Regions from separate parts of the Homo sapiens genome. Here region 2 is linked to region 1. Evidence: read pairs that join two places in POLR2A ChIA-PET (ENCODE). Cell type or tissue: K562. All regions are shown on one strand. Links, peaks and the distances in the headings refer to the core of each region. The heading gives the core; the rest is flanking DNA.

The links. Peaks named below come from ENCODE experiments on the same cell type or tissue, not always from the same donor. Only the 100,000 strongest peaks of a DNase experiment are listed, where the experiment ranks them.
Region 2: POLR2A ChIA-PET joins it to region 1 with 5 read pairs; 1 of 35 experiments calls an interaction of 5 or more read pairs at or near these places.

What each region holds. Positions count from the first base shown.
Region 1 is chr3:11,240,081-11,244,470 of GRCh38, forward strand. All of the region lies in intron 1 of HRH1 (histamine receptor H1), which reads left to right. Among named protein-coding and RNA genes, the nearest start is that of ATG7, 30 kb to the right of the region's middle. In K562, for the core only: no CTCF peak of the experiment used is centred there; a DNase peak (open chromatin) is centred at 1,878.
Region 2 is chr3:9,878,509-9,882,898 of GRCh38, forward strand. CIDEC (cell death inducing DFFA like effector c) reads right to left here and starts at 1,745. Exons shown (of 7, transcript NM_001321142.2): 1 at 1,716-1,745; 2 at 434-546; 3 at 1-3. In K562, for the core only: no CTCF peak of the experiment used is centred there; DNase peaks (open chromatin) are centred at 415 and 1,773.

The DNA of each region.
Region 1 (4,390 bases), core at 102-4,101:
ACATAGTATAACTGTGGCTGCCAGAGCCCACCCTAGGTGAAATGATGGTTCTCAGAGAGGAGGCTTGACTTGAGCTGGGAAAATACCCCAAAAGGTGTCCACTCCTGGGTCATTATCTCATATTCAGCATTCTGCATCCCCTATGAACCAGCTTGAGGTTTCTACCTGGGGGCTTACAAAATTTATTTTGTTTACCCTGTGTAGTGTTCAAGAAGACAAATGAAACAATTGAATAATTGACAGCATTTAAAAACTAAAATATTTCATGTAAAAACTCCAGATTTTGTGTTTCCTTTTAAAAACAGGCAGATCTGAGTCTGCAGCAGTTGGTAGAATGTGAGTGGCAGCTGCCCTCTTCAAGCAGAGGACAGGCTCTCCAGGTTGCCCCGATCCCTACCACTCCCTCTTGCTCCACACACAGTCCTCTGTTCTTAGTAGCTTTTCTTCTCTGACTCTGTAGCCTCTTTGCACATGTACCTCCACCCCTGGAAAACCCACTGGGGCCACTACCTGCCCGCAAGGTCATCTGCCTCTTGCATCTTACCCAGAGGCTGACTCTTAAGCCAGAACTCCTCCAGATTCTAAGTCAGTTAGGTTCCTGTAATACTAGGCCCATAATGGCATTTTGCTATTTGCAGTCTGCTCTGTTCATCACAACCAGTGGCACTGATAAGCCTGGGTGTTTCATGGAAATTATGACCTGGCCAGACTTAATGAGATTATGCAGTACTGGAGCACCCTCATGCATGACACCTCTTTCTCAGAATTAGATCAAAGAAATTAATGTTCTGACTTACTTGACTAGAATAACCAGCCTACAAATGATGAAGAGGATAGAGAAGTTTGGACTGGGGAGTAGCAGGTGAGGCAGTTTAGAATGAATCAAGAAAGGAATCCCAAACTCTCACTTTGTACTAGAGAAAATAAAAGATGTGCTAAGCATGTGGAAAACATTTCTTTATTTTTATTTTTTTATTGAAGGAATCTATATTTTGTTTTTTTCAAAATGAATGCAGTTAGCTCTTATTTTCCCTATTATAAAATAAAGACAATCTCATTGTTGAAATCCTGAGAAATACCAAATATAATAAGTATCATCCAGTACCCAGAGAAAACCATGGTTGATGTAACATAACAAAGATTCACCCTGGATAGAAGCCTGTTAGTTAACAGAATTGACATTGTCCTGTACAAACAAACCACGTACGTCTTCTATAAATTTCATCATAAGCATTTTACCACCTAATTGCTGGTGCTCTGTAATGATTATCAAGGACCCCATGATATTCTATTCTGTAGCCACTGAGAGTTGAAGCCAGCTGGACTCCCTGGGTGGAGTGGGAACTTGGAGAACTTTTCTGTCTTACAAGAGGATTGTAAAACGCACCAATCAGCACTCGGTAGCTAGGAGTGTAAAACGCACCAATCAGCACTCTGTAGCTAGCAATGGGATTATAAAATGCACCACTCAGGCTGGGCACGGTGGCTCACGCCTGTAATCCCAGCACTTTGGCAGGCCGAGGCGGGTGGATCACGAGGTCAGGAGATCGAAACCATCCTGGCTAACACAGTGAAACCTTGTCTCTACTGAAAATACAAAAAAAAATTAGCTGGGTGTGGTAGCGGGCGCCTGTGGTCCCAGCTACTCCGGAGGCTGAGCCAGGAGAATGGCGCAAACCTGGGAGGTGGAGCTTGCAGTGAGCCGAGATGGCGCCACTGCATTCCAGCCTGGGGGACAGAGCGAGACTCCGTTTCAAAAAAAAAAAAAAATGCACCAATCAGTGCTCTCTAAAACATAAAACACACCAATCAGCGCTCTGTAAAACGCACCAATCAGCACTCTGCAAAATGTACCAGTGGGCGCTCTCTAAAATGCACCAGTCAGCAGGAGTCTAAAAGTAGCCAATAGTGGGGACGACTGAAAAAAGGGCACTCTGATAGGACAAAAACGGAACATGGGAGGGGACAAATACGGGAATAAAAGCTAGTCACCCCAGCCAGCAGAGGCAATCCGCTTGGGTCACCTTCTAGGCTGTAGAAGGTTTCTTCTTTTGCTCTTCACAGTAAATGTTGCTGCTCACTCTTTGGGTCCTTGCCATCTTTAAGAGCTCTAACACTTGGCCGGGTGCGGTGGCTCATGCCTGTAATCCCAGCACTTTGGGAGGCCAAGGCAGGCGGATCAGGAGGTCAGGAGATCAAGACCATCCTGGCTAACATGGTGAAACCCCGTCTCTACTAAAAATTCAAAAAATTAGCCGGCCATGGTGGCGGGTGCCTGTACTCCCAGATATTCGGGGAGGCTGTGTCAGGAGAATGGTGTGAACCTGGAAGGCAGAGCTTGCAGTAGCCAAGATCATGCCACTGCACTCCAGCCTGGGCAACAGAGCCAGACTCCGTCTCAAAAAAAAAAAAAAAAAAAAAAAAAAAAAGCTGTAACACTCACTGCAAAGGTCTGCGTCGCCATTCTTGAAGTCAGCGACACCAGGAACCTGCCGGAAGGAACCAACTCCGGACACACTACCTCAAGATACATTTAGTTCCCAAATGCCAGCTCATTTCTCTTTATTTTCTATCATAAATAATGTTGCAGTGAGCGTCTTTGTGCATAAATCTTTATTTACATTTTAGATTACCATGAGATAAATTTTTAACTATAAAGTGTTCAGGGAAAAGTAGAAAAGTGGACCAAAAGGTATGGTACAATATTCGTCAATGGGATAAATCCTACCTCAAACTTCTTTAAGTCTGAACTTCTTTTGAAAATTATGCTTACACTTTCTGCACTTAGTACATCTCCCCTGGCTTCTGCTGTTCTGTATTGGTTTGGGTCTCTCTTTTTTTTTTCCTTTTTTTAGATGGAGTCTTGCTCTGTCACCAGGCTGGAGTGCAGTGGCATGATCTTGGCTCACTGCAACCTCTGCCTCCTGGGTTCAAGTGATTCTCCTGCCTCACCCTCCCCAGTAGCTGGGACTACAGGTGCCTGCCACCACGCCTGGCTAATTTTTGTATTTTTAGTGGAGACGGGGTTTCGCAATGCTGGCCAGGCTGGTCTCAAACTGCTGACCTCAGGCAATCCACCTGCTTTGGCCTCCCAAAGTGCTGGGATTACAGGTGTGAGCCCCTGCGCCCGACCCTGGGTCTTGTTTTTTCAGGGCTCATCCAGTAAACCTCTGTTGAGCACCTATCATGTGCCAGCCTGGTGCCAGGCTCAGGAGAAATGATGGCAAGCGAAAATGCAGGGTCCCTGCTGTCAGCGAATGGGATGTCCCCATGGTGTTGCACTTCAGAGACAGAAATAGTGGACATCCTCCATGCCCTGGAGTTGCTCCCCATTTAGTTGGAGGAGAATCAGCTAAAGAATGATAATCCCACAAGAAAGTTGATAAAAGAGGAGCATGTTAGAAGTTGAGGATACCAAGAGAAAGGAACAAGTAAGAGTTTCAAGGCAAAAGAATGTTCCAGGCAGGGAAATGGCATCAACGTGTAAAGAAGCTTACTTACACCTTGGCCCCAGCGTGTGCTTCCAGACTCATCGTTCTGTGCTCTAGGCACTTCCAATGACTCCTCCCAATTCCTCAAACTCAGCTGTGTACTTTGAGTCTTTCTTCTACTGAGCCTTAAATACCTCTTTCTTCCTGCTGGAGAAATTCCACCCATCCTTCAAAGCCTGGCTTGCATATCACTTCTTCTCTGATGTCCTTTCTGACGTCCGCATTTTGCCTTGAGAGAGGCAGTTCTTCCCTCTGCTGTCCAGCTACCTGCCTTGATCTTATACCAGTCACCACGTTTGTCCCAGCTGAATTCTAGGGTTTTTAATTTAATTGTTTTGATGCTGTTTATCTTGTGTATTTCTTCGCATGCTAATTTATCAACTCTTTGAAGTCAGGGACAGTGTATCAATTAGGATTCGAGTTGGCTGTATGTGATAGAAAACACTAGCTAACAATGGCTTCCATGAAATAGACGTGAGGTCCAGAGGTGGGCAGTCCTCGCTGATATGGCAGCCCCATGATCATCAGGGACCTCAAGTCTGTCCCGATGGCTGCTTCACTTTCCTAATTGTGTGGCTTTTCCTTATGGTCCCAAGATGGCTGCTTAAGCACTACTCATCATATCCACAATCCAGCCAGCTAGAAGAATGAAAGGCCAAAGAAAAGTACACACCTTTATTTTAAGGCTGTTTTCTGGAAGTTGCAAACAACACTTGCATTTACATTCCATTGGAATTTAGTCACATGGTCACACCCAGCTACAAAGGAGTCTGGGAAATGTAGTTTCTATTCCAGGCAGCTGTATACTCAGCTGAGAAGCAGAGTTCTAGTCTTAGACATGAGAGGAGACTATTAGCAGCTTCCACCACAGTGAAAAACAAGGAAAGGTCAAGGATGAG
Region 2 (4,390 bases), core at 259-4,258, 1.4 Mb before region 1:
GACCTGGGAAGGAGGCAGAAACAATTCATCAGGGTGAGATGAGAGGGTTCCCATCTCTCTCATTGTTAGGCAAGGTGCAACCCAACCCCTGTTCAGCAACCTTCCTCCCTATTCTTCTATCCCAACTCACACATACCTCCCCCAGCCCTTCTCCTGTCCGGCCCCATGCATGCCAACCAAGACCAAGCTGGAGACCCCACCCCTCTCCCCACCGGGTGCTCAGGCTCAGCCTCACTCAGCAGCTGCTGCTCCTGCCCCAGTCCCACTCACTCCATGTTTCTCATCCCCTGGCTCTGGTCACACTGAGCAGATAACCCAACTCAGGGCTGAAGAAGCCTTGCCCGATTTGTTCCTGTCCATGGGGACAGAGTCCACTTTACGCTGGCAGGAGGTGAGTCACACCACCTCACACTTCTGGGGACCGTTCCCTCACCTCTAGTCCAGAGACCTCACAGGCAGGCAGCCCAGTCAAAGCCTCCTCTCTCCCATGGGTCCTTGAGCAATCCGAGCCCCTTCCTGAGGCTTCACAGTGGCCAAAAGAACATTCTGTGATGATAGAGGCATGCCTTGTACATACTCTCCAATACCATTGCTACTAGCCCCATGTGGCTATTGAGTATTTGAAACATAACTAGTGTGATTCAGGAGCTGAATTTTTTTTTTTTTTGAGTTTCGCTCTTGTCACCCAGGCTGGAGTGCAATGGGGCGATCTTGCTCACTACAACCTCCGCCTCCTGGGTTCAAGCAATTATCCTGCCTCAGCCTCCCCCGTAGCTGGGATTACAGGCACCTGCCACCACGCCCAGCTAATTTTTAGTTTAGTTTCGTTTTGTTTGGATTTTTAGTAGAGACTGGGTTTCACCATGTTGGCTAGGCTGGTCTTGAACTCCTGACCTCAGGTGATCTCCCTGTCTTGGCCTCCCAAAGTGCGGGGATTACAGGCGTGAGCCACTGCACCTGGCACAGGAGCTGTATTTTTTACTTTATTGAATTTTAACTAATTTAAATTTAAATAGCCACATTGCCATGTGGCTGTTGGCACCCATATTAGATCACAGGTCTAAGCAGATAGCCCTGGGCTCATCTGTCACCACTTTTTCTCCTAAACCTCTGTGCTCCAACTCTTGAAGGGCCCAACCCTTTGCACAGATAGTTCCCTCCACCTGTAGTGCCCTTCTCTGATCCAGGACGAAATTTTTGCAGCCTTGAAGCCTCAGTTTCATTGCTTTCCACTCTTTAAAAGGAAAGTCTTCTTAGACCACTCCCAAAATTATTACACCTTCATCCTGCTCTTCCTAGCCAAGGGTGCCTCTGGGTCTGTTTCTGCTGTAGCCCCTCAGTCCCTGGATGCCTGGCCCTGAGGTCCTCTTCCTATTCGAAGCTCCCGGCACAGGTAGGGCTTCGCAGAGCAAGGGGCACAAGGGGTGGACATAAAACAAAAGTCCCCTTGCCAGCTGGGGACAATCACTCTTTGCTTTTAACAATTTGGGGGACTTTCCAGACCAGGCCCCACAGAGGCAGAAAGCCCCTTTCCCACTTAGCACTGCAGAAGCTCTAGTCCTAGCTACGTGGGAGGCTGAGGCAGGAGGATTCTGCTTGCCTCAGCCTCACCCACTTCGTATCCCTAGCAAAACTCTGCCAAGAGCTACCTAACCTGCTCTCCAGGAGCAAAGAAAAAAAAATCCCCAAACCCAAAACAATAACAAACTCCTTACCTCCCCCTCACAGCCTCCTGGAAATACTGCCCTGTCCCGCCCAGCCCTCCCTTCATTTATTTCCAGCCCCCATGAAGCTCCTCCCCAGCCTTCAGCCCCAGCTGGGGAAAAGAGCTTGGGGTGAGAGCTGCAAGCCAGCCTGACTTCCAGAAAAGGCCTAAAAGGAGGGGAGAAGGCATGTTTCGAAAGCTTTGGCAAAATGGATGGCCCATGACATGAGATCAAGCACAGAGGGCACAGAAAGCAGGCAGATGTGGGTTGTGGTCCCAACTCCACCCCATATCAGCTTGCTTGAGCTTAGACAGATCACTTGACTTCTGTGAGCCCGTTTCTCTTCTCTGTGTAATGACGATAATGATTCTTGTTTTATAGGGTAGTGGTGAGGATTAGTGACAATAAAAGTAAAGGGGCACAGTGGCTCATGCCTATAATCCCAGTGTTTTGGGAGGCTGAGGCGGGAGGATTGCTTGAGGACAGGGGTTGGAGGACAGCCTGGGCAATAGAGTGAGACCCTGTCTCTGAAAAAAAAAAAAAAAAAGAAAAGAAAAGAAAAAAGAAAAAAGTAGCCTGGGTGCCGTGGCTCACGCCTGTAATCCCAGCACTTTGGGAGGCCGAGGCAGGTGGATCACTTGAGGTCAGGAGTTTGAGACCAGCATGGCCAACATGGTGAAGCCCCGTCTCTACTAAAAATAGAAAAATGAGCCAGGCGTGGTGGTGTGTGCCTGTAATCCCAGCTATCTGGGAGGCTGAGGCAGGAGAATCGCTTGAGCCTGGGAGGCAGAGGTTGCGGTGAGCTTAGATCACACCACTGCACTCCATTCTGGGTGACAGAGTGAGACCCTGTCTCAAAAAAAAAAAAAAAAAAAAAAAAGTCCGGGCACGGTGGCTCACACCTCTAATCCCAGAACTTTGGGAGGCCGAGGTGGGCAGATCACAAGGTCAAGAGTTCGAGACCAGCTTGGTCAATATGGCGAAAACCCCATCTCTACTAAATATACAAAAATTAGCCGTGCGTGGTGGTGGGTGCCTGAAATCCCAGCTACTCAGGAGGCTGAGGCAGGAGAATCATTTGAACCCGGGAGGCAGAGGTTGCAGTGAGCCGAGATCACGCCACTGCACTCCAGCCTGGGTGACAGAGTGAGACTCTGTCTCAAAAAAATAAAAATAAATAAAAATAAAGGCTTTGCAAACATAAACACTCAATGGATCGAAGTGATTATTAGTATTACTGATAATTTTTTATTTTTATTTTATTATTTTTAATTTTTTTGTCTTTTTCTCAATTTGATAATGTACATATTAAATCATAGCAGAGAGTAAGACAAGCTGAAATGTGGAGTGGTTAAGAGTGTAAGATCTCTGACCCAGCAGTTCCACTTCTGTGTGTGTGCGTGTGGTGTATGTGTGTCATACAGAGCACACCTGTTGTCCCAGCTGCTCAGAAGGAGGCTGATGCAGGAGGATCACTTGAGCCCAGGAATTAAAATTTAGCCTGAGTAACATAGGGAGACCCTGTCTTTACAAAAGAAAAGAAACAAAACCAAAACCAAACAAAATTACATATATATGTGTATATATATACACACACACATATATATATACACATACATATCCAAAAGAAATGAAAAATATGTCTACACAAAAACTTGTATGTGAATATCCATAGGATTATTCGTAATAGCCAAAAGGTAGAAACACATGAATGTTCAATTTATAAATCGATTTTTTAAATGTGCCTATCCATACATGGCATATTATTTATCAAAAAGGATCCATACTACCACATGGAGGAACCTTGCAAACAGTACAGAAAGTAGACAAAGCCAGTCACAGGAATCATATACATATTGTATGATTCCACTTATATGAAATGTCTAGAATAGGCAAATCTATATAAAGACAAAGTAGGGCCGGGCGCGGTGGCTCACGCCTGTAATCTCAGCACTTTGGGAGGCTGAGGTGGGCGGATCACGAGGTCAGAAGATCGAGACCATCCTGGCTAACACGGTGAAACCCGGTCTCTACTAAAAATACAAAAAATTAGCCGGGCGTGGTGGCGGGCGCCTGTAGTCCCAGCTACTCGGGAGGCTGAGGCAGGAGAATGGCGTGAACCCGGGAGGCGGAGCTTGCAGTGAGCCGAGATCGCACCACTACACTCCAGCCTTGGGCGACAGAGCGAGACTCCGCCTCCAAAAAAAAAAAAAAAAAAAAAAAGACAAAATGGGTTAGTGGTTGCTTCGGGCTGGGAGTAGGGGATGGGAGGGGAATGGGGAGTGGCTGCTAATTAGTACAGGGTTTCTTTCAGGGTTTTCTTTTCTTTTTTTTTTTTTTCTTTTCTTTTTGAAACGGAGTCTCGCTCTGTCGCCCAGGCTGGAGTGCAGTGGCACCATCTCCGCTCACTGCAAGCTCCGCCCCCCAGGTTCCCGCCATTCTCCTGCCTCAGCCTCTAGAGCAGCTGGGACTACAGGCGCCCGCCACCACGCCCGGCTAATTTTTTGTATTTTTAGTAGAGACGGGGTTTCACCGTGTTAGCCAGGATGGTCTCGATCTCCTGACCTCATGACCCACCCGGCTGGGCATCCCAAAGTTCTAGGATTACAGGCAGGAGCCACCGCACCCAGCCTTTTCTTTTTCTTTTCTTTCTTTTTTTTTTTTTTGAGACAGAGCATTGCTCT